2 separate regions of the Homo sapiens genome follow, and region 1 is linked to region 2. The links are chromatin contacts, found by Hi-C or POLR2A ChIA-PET in ENCODE. All regions are on one chromosome and are shown on one strand. Each heading gives the region's core, a stretch centred on a gene start or an enhancer-like site at or near the end of the contact. The rest is flanking DNA. Distances are from core to core; before and after follow the strand shown.

Evidence for each region. Hi-C counts contacts between places; a loop is a spot of excess contacts on that map. ChIA-PET counts read pairs that join two places held with the same protein, here RNA polymerase II (POLR2A). Pooled maps may share reads with other maps.
Region 1: a loop to region 2 is called in a pooled map, with 2.9 times the contacts of the local background. The contact joins two enhancer-like sites. A Hi-C loop is called at or near these places in 2 of 50 pooled maps. POLR2A ChIA-PET finds 5 or more read pairs at or near these places in 2 of 52 experiments (HEK293 and OCI-LY7).

The regions. Positions count from the first base shown.
Region 1 is chr10:114,824,751-114,828,501 of GRCh38, reverse strand. The region is part of intron 1 of FHIP2A (FHF complex subunit HOOK interacting protein 2A); the gene reads right to left. Among named protein-coding and RNA genes, the nearest start is that of FHIP2A, 4.8 kb to the right of the region's middle. Within about 2 kb of position 2,406, at least 4 of the 41 ENCODE cell types and tissues checked have a DNase peak (open chromatin) inside an H3K27ac peak, as active enhancers do.
Region 2 is chr10:114,387,786-114,391,346 of GRCh38, reverse strand. All of the region lies in intron 1 of AFAP1L2 (actin filament associated protein 1 like 2), which reads left to right. Among named protein-coding and RNA genes, the nearest start is that of AFAP1L2, 15 kb to the left of the region's middle. Within about 2 kb of position 1,764, at least 4 of the 41 ENCODE cell types and tissues checked have a DNase peak (open chromatin) inside an H3K27ac peak, as active enhancers do.

The DNA of each region.
Region 1 (3,751 bases), core at 1,157-3,656, 440 kb before region 2:
CAAATGAAATTTGTTGTTTCAGGAACTGTACCTAATTTCTTAAGTGTAAATGCTATGATTTGTTAAATTTTTCCAAGGCAACCTCCTGGGTATATGAGGAGTTACAGTATCCTTTTTCCAGATTATTTCAGGAGTGGGATTTAACTGTATTTCAAGGGAATTGAAACTGTATTCTCTGGTCACCAGACAGAGAAGTCTTAGTGCATTTGTGTCAGGACCCTTGTTGTAGGTTACAGTCAAATTCAAAGCAGAATGGTGTTACTTTGTGAATACCTCCCTCCAGGAGTTAGATTTAAATAAGAAACCTATTTAACTAGAGAGTTAAACAGTTCTCAATTGCTAATAACTTAGATTAGTAATAATCTTGTTCAAACATGAATAAATGTCCTTATTTATGTAAAACTTTCTGGTAAACTTTCATTACTAATTCTAACATGCAAATTACCTGTTTTATCACTGCATAAAAATATTGATGCTCTGAGTTAAAAAAAAAAAAGTGTGAATCAGTATCAAGAGATTCCAATTTAATTTTTTACAACACAGAGAATTAAATTTTAAAAAATTCATGCAATGACTATCTCAACCCCAAGTTGACATGAAACCCTTAACTAGACTTCGCTTTCTCTGCAAAGCTTGACCAGGCTCTTCCTGCCTAGGATGGAGTCCCTATATATGCCTTGATACTCTTTTTTTTTTTTTTTTTTTGAGATGGAGTCTCGCTCTGTCACCCAGGCTGGAGTGCAGTGGCGTGATCTCGGCTCACTGCAAGCTCCGCCTCCCGGGTTCACACCATTCTCCTGCCTCAGCCTCCCGAGTAGCTGGGACTACAGGCGCCTGCTACCACGCCCAGCTAATTTTTTGTATTTTTAGTAGAGACAGGGTTTCACCGTGTTAGCCAGGATGGTCTCGATCTCCTGACCTCATGATCCGCCCGCCTTGGCCTCCCAAAGTGCTGGGATTACAGGCGTGAGCCACCGGGCCCGGCCTATGCCTTGATACTCTTTACCAGCTGGCTTGCTCTCTTTTATCCCATATCCCACTTTTGTCATTGTTTAATTATTCATCTCTTCCACTAGATTGTCAGCTCTATGAGGGCTGGAACTGTATCATCTTTTTCATCACTCAATCTCTGGTTTCCAACTCAGGCATGACACAGAGTTAAGTATTTGATAATATATATAAATGCATAAATAACACAGAAGTCACTGCCTTTTAATGAGTAGTTATGTGCCAGGTGTAATACTGCAAATTTTGCACATACTGTATGATCTTAAACTCTTGTGATAAACCTATTTTGCTCAAACTCTGAAGACTCAAAATTGGTTAACTGACTTACCCAAGGAAACACTGCCTTCAACTGGGAGTCTTGACTGTGTCCAATATACCCATCACACAAAAGTATCTAGATGGATAATTCAGATGAAAACTAGTGTTCTAAAAGCCACCTCTGCTTTTACTGTGTCTCATGTATCATCAACATTCCACTCCCAGATTTTATTTGATTTTTGAGACAGAGTTTTGCTCTTGTTGCCCTGGCTGGAGTGCAATGGCGTGATCTCGGCTCATTGCAACCTCTGCCTCCCGGATTCAAGCGATTCTCCTGTCTCAGCCTCCCAAGTAGCTGGGATTACAGGCGCATGCTACCGCATCTGGCTAATTTTTGTATTTTTAGTAAAGATGGGGTTTCATCATATTGGTCAGGCTGGTCTCGAACTCCTGACCTCAGGTGATCCGTCCGCCTCGGCCTCCCAAAGTGCTGGCATTACAGGTGTGAGCCACTGTGCCTGATGCCACTCCCAGATTTTTTAAATGCTTCTTTCTGCCCCTGGCTTTCCTAGTGACCTTCCCCATCTTCTCTGCCTCTCTAAAGTCTTGCTCACTTCCTTCCAGAGAGCCTTCTATAACAACTCCAATCCTAAATGCTTGCTCCCTTCTCCTATAGAGTTCACTGGCTAAACCAATCATCCAAATGACAATAATGGTTGACTTTTACTGAGCACTTTTTATGTGCCAGGCACTGCACTAAGCACTTCATGTACATTATCTCATTTTAATCTTCACAACAATTCTATGATAGGTTTAATTATTTCCCTTTATAATGAAGAAATGGAAATGTATACATATCAAGTAACTTGTCCAAGTGTAGAAGGAAGGGACAGAGGCAGGAATGGAACATGATTCTGTCTGGCTCTATGGGCTAGAACACATTCTTAGGCATTCCTTATTCTGTAATCTAACTTGTATATTTGTTTTGTTTCCCATATGAGACTGTAAGCATTGTGACCAAGGACACAAGCACACCAAGTCCACCTTGTTTCCCTCACTTGGAGCCAGGCTTTCGTGGTGACTCAGAAGACATGTGCTGAATGAGTGAAGGACTGAACCTAGAGATCACTTGTTGGAAAAGAATATGCCTGAGAAAACATGAGATACATTTGATTTGTGGTTTGAATTTCCAGGGCACAGGAGATTTTTAAGGAATTGCTAGTCTCAACAATCATCATGAACTCTTAACTATAATTTGAAAAGAAAACATTGCACTTACATTCTGAAAGATGACTTCCATTAAAGGAATTAGCTAAAATGATAAAACTCTTCCCTGACACTGTCCTTTATCCTCTCTGGAATAAATCTGCCCGCAAGGGTGGAACTGGTTGGAATTTAAGAGGAACATGCCCTTGGCACATTCCCTAGTGAGGACTAGGCTCTCAACAAATACCAAATTGTACTACATGGAAAGTGTTTTATCTATCTTTTGAAGAAGTTGTGTTAAAACAATCCAATCTAACCCCGGAACTAACTACAAGAAAGGCCTGAATTCAGACTTGTGACATGCGGCAACTGGCTAACAGATTCATTTCATAAGACTCTTACTGGCCAATCATTTCTGTACTGAGAGAAGACTGTCATTTCTAAAAAGGGAGGCAGGAGTTACATTACAGTTCTTGTTTTTAATCAAGAAGGTGTGAACTTATCTTCCATACTCAAAATGCAGTCTATCAGCTTAACAACACATTTTCAAATATTAATTTTGGAAAATATCTTAGTCATATTTTTCACGTTATAAGTAGTTGCCAGGGAGTGAGGAGAAACCATTAATTAAACAGTAAGATAAACTCTATGTTTAAGCCTCACTTAAATGAATACATCCAGTCAACACTAAAAAAACTATTTGGGCCAGGTATGATGGCTCCATCCCTATAATCCTGGCACTTTAGGAGATGGAGGTGGGAGGCTCACTCAAGCCCAAAAATGTGAGACCAACCTGGGCACAGTGTCTACATTGTGAGGCCCAGTGTCTACAAAAAATTTTTTTAAAAATTGAGTGTGGTGGTGCTGGCCTATAGTCTCAGCTACTCAGGAGGCTGAGGCAGGAGAATCGTTTGAGCCCTGGAGGTTGAGGCTGCAGTGAGCCATGATCATGTCACTGCACTCTAGCCTGGGTGACAGAGACCCTGTCTCGAAAAATAAGTAAATAGTTAATTAAAAATTAAAAACCCATTTGAAGGCTTATCAATTAAATAAGGAAACCTGGAAAGTAATCATACCAAAATGGTTGGAAAAGCATTACTCCACAGACTGATCCAACAAAATAATGAAAAAAGCTCATGTCAGCATCCAGGTATTTTCTGTCTCTGTATAATCCTGATAACTATGTTAATTGGAATACTGCATCAGGAAATGCTAATTGGACGTACACATGAACAGGAACACACAGAAGAGCTAATGAAATGAACTGAGGAATGGTAAG
Region 2 (3,561 bases), core at 515-3,014:
TTGGGAGGCGGAGGCAGGAGAATCGCTTGAATCCAGGAGGTAGAGGTTGCAGTGAACTGAGATCTCACTACTGCACTCCAGCCTGGGTGACAGAAAGAGACTCTGTCTAAAAAAAAAGAAAAAAAGAAAAGAAAGAAACAGGAACTGAATGAGAAATGTTTGCTGTCCTCAGGTTTTCTTAGAGTTGGATTACATCAAAGTTAAGGGCTCTGTTCACTGAGTGACACCCTGGACAAAATTAATAGGCAGCTGGCAGAAAGGAGAGAGAGATTTACAATGTCTAAAAGCTGTTCTATTAACATTTAGGATATACAAGGCACATTAACCAGAAAAAGGCATGAATGTACATAGTAAAGACAGTGAATCAAGGGTATGAACAGGAGTTTACAGGTCAAGGAAGCTGCCAAAAGGCTGACAAGTATCTGAAGAAATGCCTGGGCTTCTTTAGTCATCAGAGGCAGGTCAACCAAAACCACCACCCAGTAGACTGGCAGAAATGAGAAGGTGGCACAATGCCCCATTTTCCCAGGGACGCTGGGTTCAACCATCTTCATGCAGAGCTGAGGGAGTATAGGCTAGTACAGCCAGTCTGGAAGGTAGGATTTTTTTTTTTTTTTTTTTTTTTTGAGACAGAGTCTCGCCCTGTTGTCCAGGCTGGAGTACAGTGGCGTGATCTCGGGTCACTGCAACCTCCGCCTCCCAGGTTCAAGCGATTCTCCTACCTCAGCCTCCTGAGTAGCTGGGATTACAGGTGCGTGCCACCATGCCTGGCTAACTTTTGTATTTTTAGTAGAGATGGGGTTTCACCATGTTGGTCAGGCTGGTCTTGAACTCCTGACCTCGTGATCTGCCCGCCTCAGCCTCCCAAAGTGCTGGGATTACAGGCGTGAGCCACCGCAGCCGGCCGATTTTTCTTAATTGCATTGAAGATGCACTTACCATACGATCTAGCAATTCCCAAAGAGATGTCTGCATGGGTCCATAAGGGGGCAGGGTTGAGGATGATCTCTGCAGCATTATTTGTCATGGTGGAGAATGGGAAGCAGTCTAGGTGTCACTTGGGAGAGGGAACAGGTGAACTGATAGATACATGTCTTAGAGAATTATGCAGCAGTAGAAGCAATGGCTGAGATATACATCCAATGGCATAGATGAATCTTTAATACACAGTGCTGATGGAAAGGCAGGAACCAGAATAGGACAGTGGACAATAGCATTTACAGTCATTCAAAATTCACGAAGCAGTCCACATTGAGCAAAACACATACAAACGGAAAGGTGCATATTAGGAAGGTCATCGTTGTTGCGGGAGGAGAATGGGGTATGGGGAAGAAAAGGAAATTGCATGAGTTTGCTTGTAGCCTATTGTCAATGCCAGAAGCCTACAAATAATTCTGACTTGGAGCAGAATTTGACATAGTGAGAACAATACCAGAAGCTCAAGCCATGTGCTGTGAAAGGATGGGGAGGAGACTCCCCACCACCCCTCACCCTATGGAGGAATCATGGGAAGGTCATTTTCCTTCATATTAATTTCTGGACTGTCCAAGAAGTTCTCATGAAGCTGTGATAACAGACTATCCCTACGTTTGACTCTAAAGCTTGCATTTGACTGCGAGGGCTGTAGTGGTGGTTAGCAGTCCACCATTGTCACAGAACGGGGGAGATGCATGAATAAGCCTGGGGTGGTAGGGCTGGCTTTTCATAGCTGTGTATTTTTTCAGTCACCTCCAGCCATTCTGAGTGCCTGAGCTCTTAGTCATCCTTGGGTTCACATCACTAAGTACAGGTCATGGCTGACAGCCAGCGTCCAAATGTTTATCACACTGAGTAAAATGCAGTGGAATTAGATTTTTCTAGTACCTGATGGATTGGACACAAGATCGCTAGACTCTGAGCTAGGGGGTTCATTTTGCTCCTCTTCACTTAGGAGATTCACTCAAAATCAGTGTATCCAAGCATGATACACTCCCTCTCCCCACTTCCCACCCTGGGTTGATCTGATCTGGACAGAGTTGGCCCCTGATCTTTTTTGTTCCATCATCTCTATTTCTACTTGAAATAATAGTTGCTTTCTTTTTTAAAAAAATCCTTTTTTGAGATTCAGAGGTCCATGTGGACCAGATGACCAGAGTCCCTGTTTGCCTCGCATTGTGTCCTGCCTGGGCCCCAGAGGCAGGACCTGGTGCTGCCTGGGGTCTCGCAAGTGTGGGCAAGAGAAGAGCTAACCCTTTTGGATGTGGGCTCAGGGTGTGGGCAGCAACTCCAATTGCATTTAAAGTCAGTAACTAAAGCTTAAGTCTTCCGGAACATAGAAATAACCCCTGAGGTTGGCACTGGTGGTGTCACTGTTTTCCCAGCATTCTTTCTCATGCCCTGGATGTTGCTTATTGATGCCTCTTCCTTCTAGCTGTTCTTCATCCAACCTGTCCATCCTTTACTGACAGTGTTCAGTTTCTGCCCATGTCTCTGAACCTGCATTTCCAATTTCTGGGTCCCTTGGGATATTGATATCTTAAGTGAGGGGACAATAGAAATCCTCATTTCTGTTTTCTCAAGCTCAAGTATCAGCCCCAGGGTCCCTTCCAGTTCAAAGGATGTGTGATTTTGTAATGAACGTGCTGATGTCCTTAATTAGCCCCTTTAAATGGGAGAATATCCAGGTATTCACACAATGGACATTTTCTAAGCTTTACTTTGTGCCAAGCATTGTCTCAGTGCAGAGGTAGGCTGGACACAGTACTGACGAGGCCCCTGTCCTGATGGGGCTTGTGTTCTAGTGGAGGAAAGCAGACCACAAACATGCAAGCACCGTTCTAAAACAGGTTCATTTCAGAGAGTAATGAGTCAACGTGAAGAAAGAAAGCAGGATGTTGTGGGAGTAACTTGGTGATGGTGGGGGGTGGTGTCCAACATTAGCCTGGGGGTGATGGAGAGTCTCTCTGGGGAGGTGACATTTGGGTTGAGACCTCAGGGAAGAGGAAGAGCCTGCTGTGGGGAGAACCAGGCCCAGGCAGTGGCAGTTGCAAAGGTTCTGAATGGGTGTGTGTGTGTGTGTGTTCATGAGGGCTGAGAGGAGCTTGTCATTGAGAGGGAATGTAGAGAGAGATGAAATGGGAGAGCAGGATGGTGCGAGGGAGCTTTCATGCAGTGAAACTGAGCTTCCCCGCCACCCATCTGAGTGGCCACTGTCCCTTCCAAATGGGTAAGTCACCGCCAGGTAGACCACCTTGGATCCATCTATTTTCCACAGGAAAAATTTGAGCATATCCTAAAATAATATCCTCCTTCATCTTTCTCCCAAGAGGTCAAGGTGCCACAAACCTATTGTAGTTGTCCACTTTTCACTGAAGGGGGCGCTGGGATGAGAGAGGACATGAAGGATGCCTGTACTTACTGGGGGTAGGGGTAGGAAAATTGCCTGAGATCCCTGCATTGTGGTCCCGTGTCCTTCCCACCAGGTAAAGCCAAGGAAGGAAAGGAGCTTTTTGATCCCTGACCTACCCAGAGTCTTCCAAGTGCTTCCTTCCATGAGGCATGAATGCTTCATCCCCCACTGTT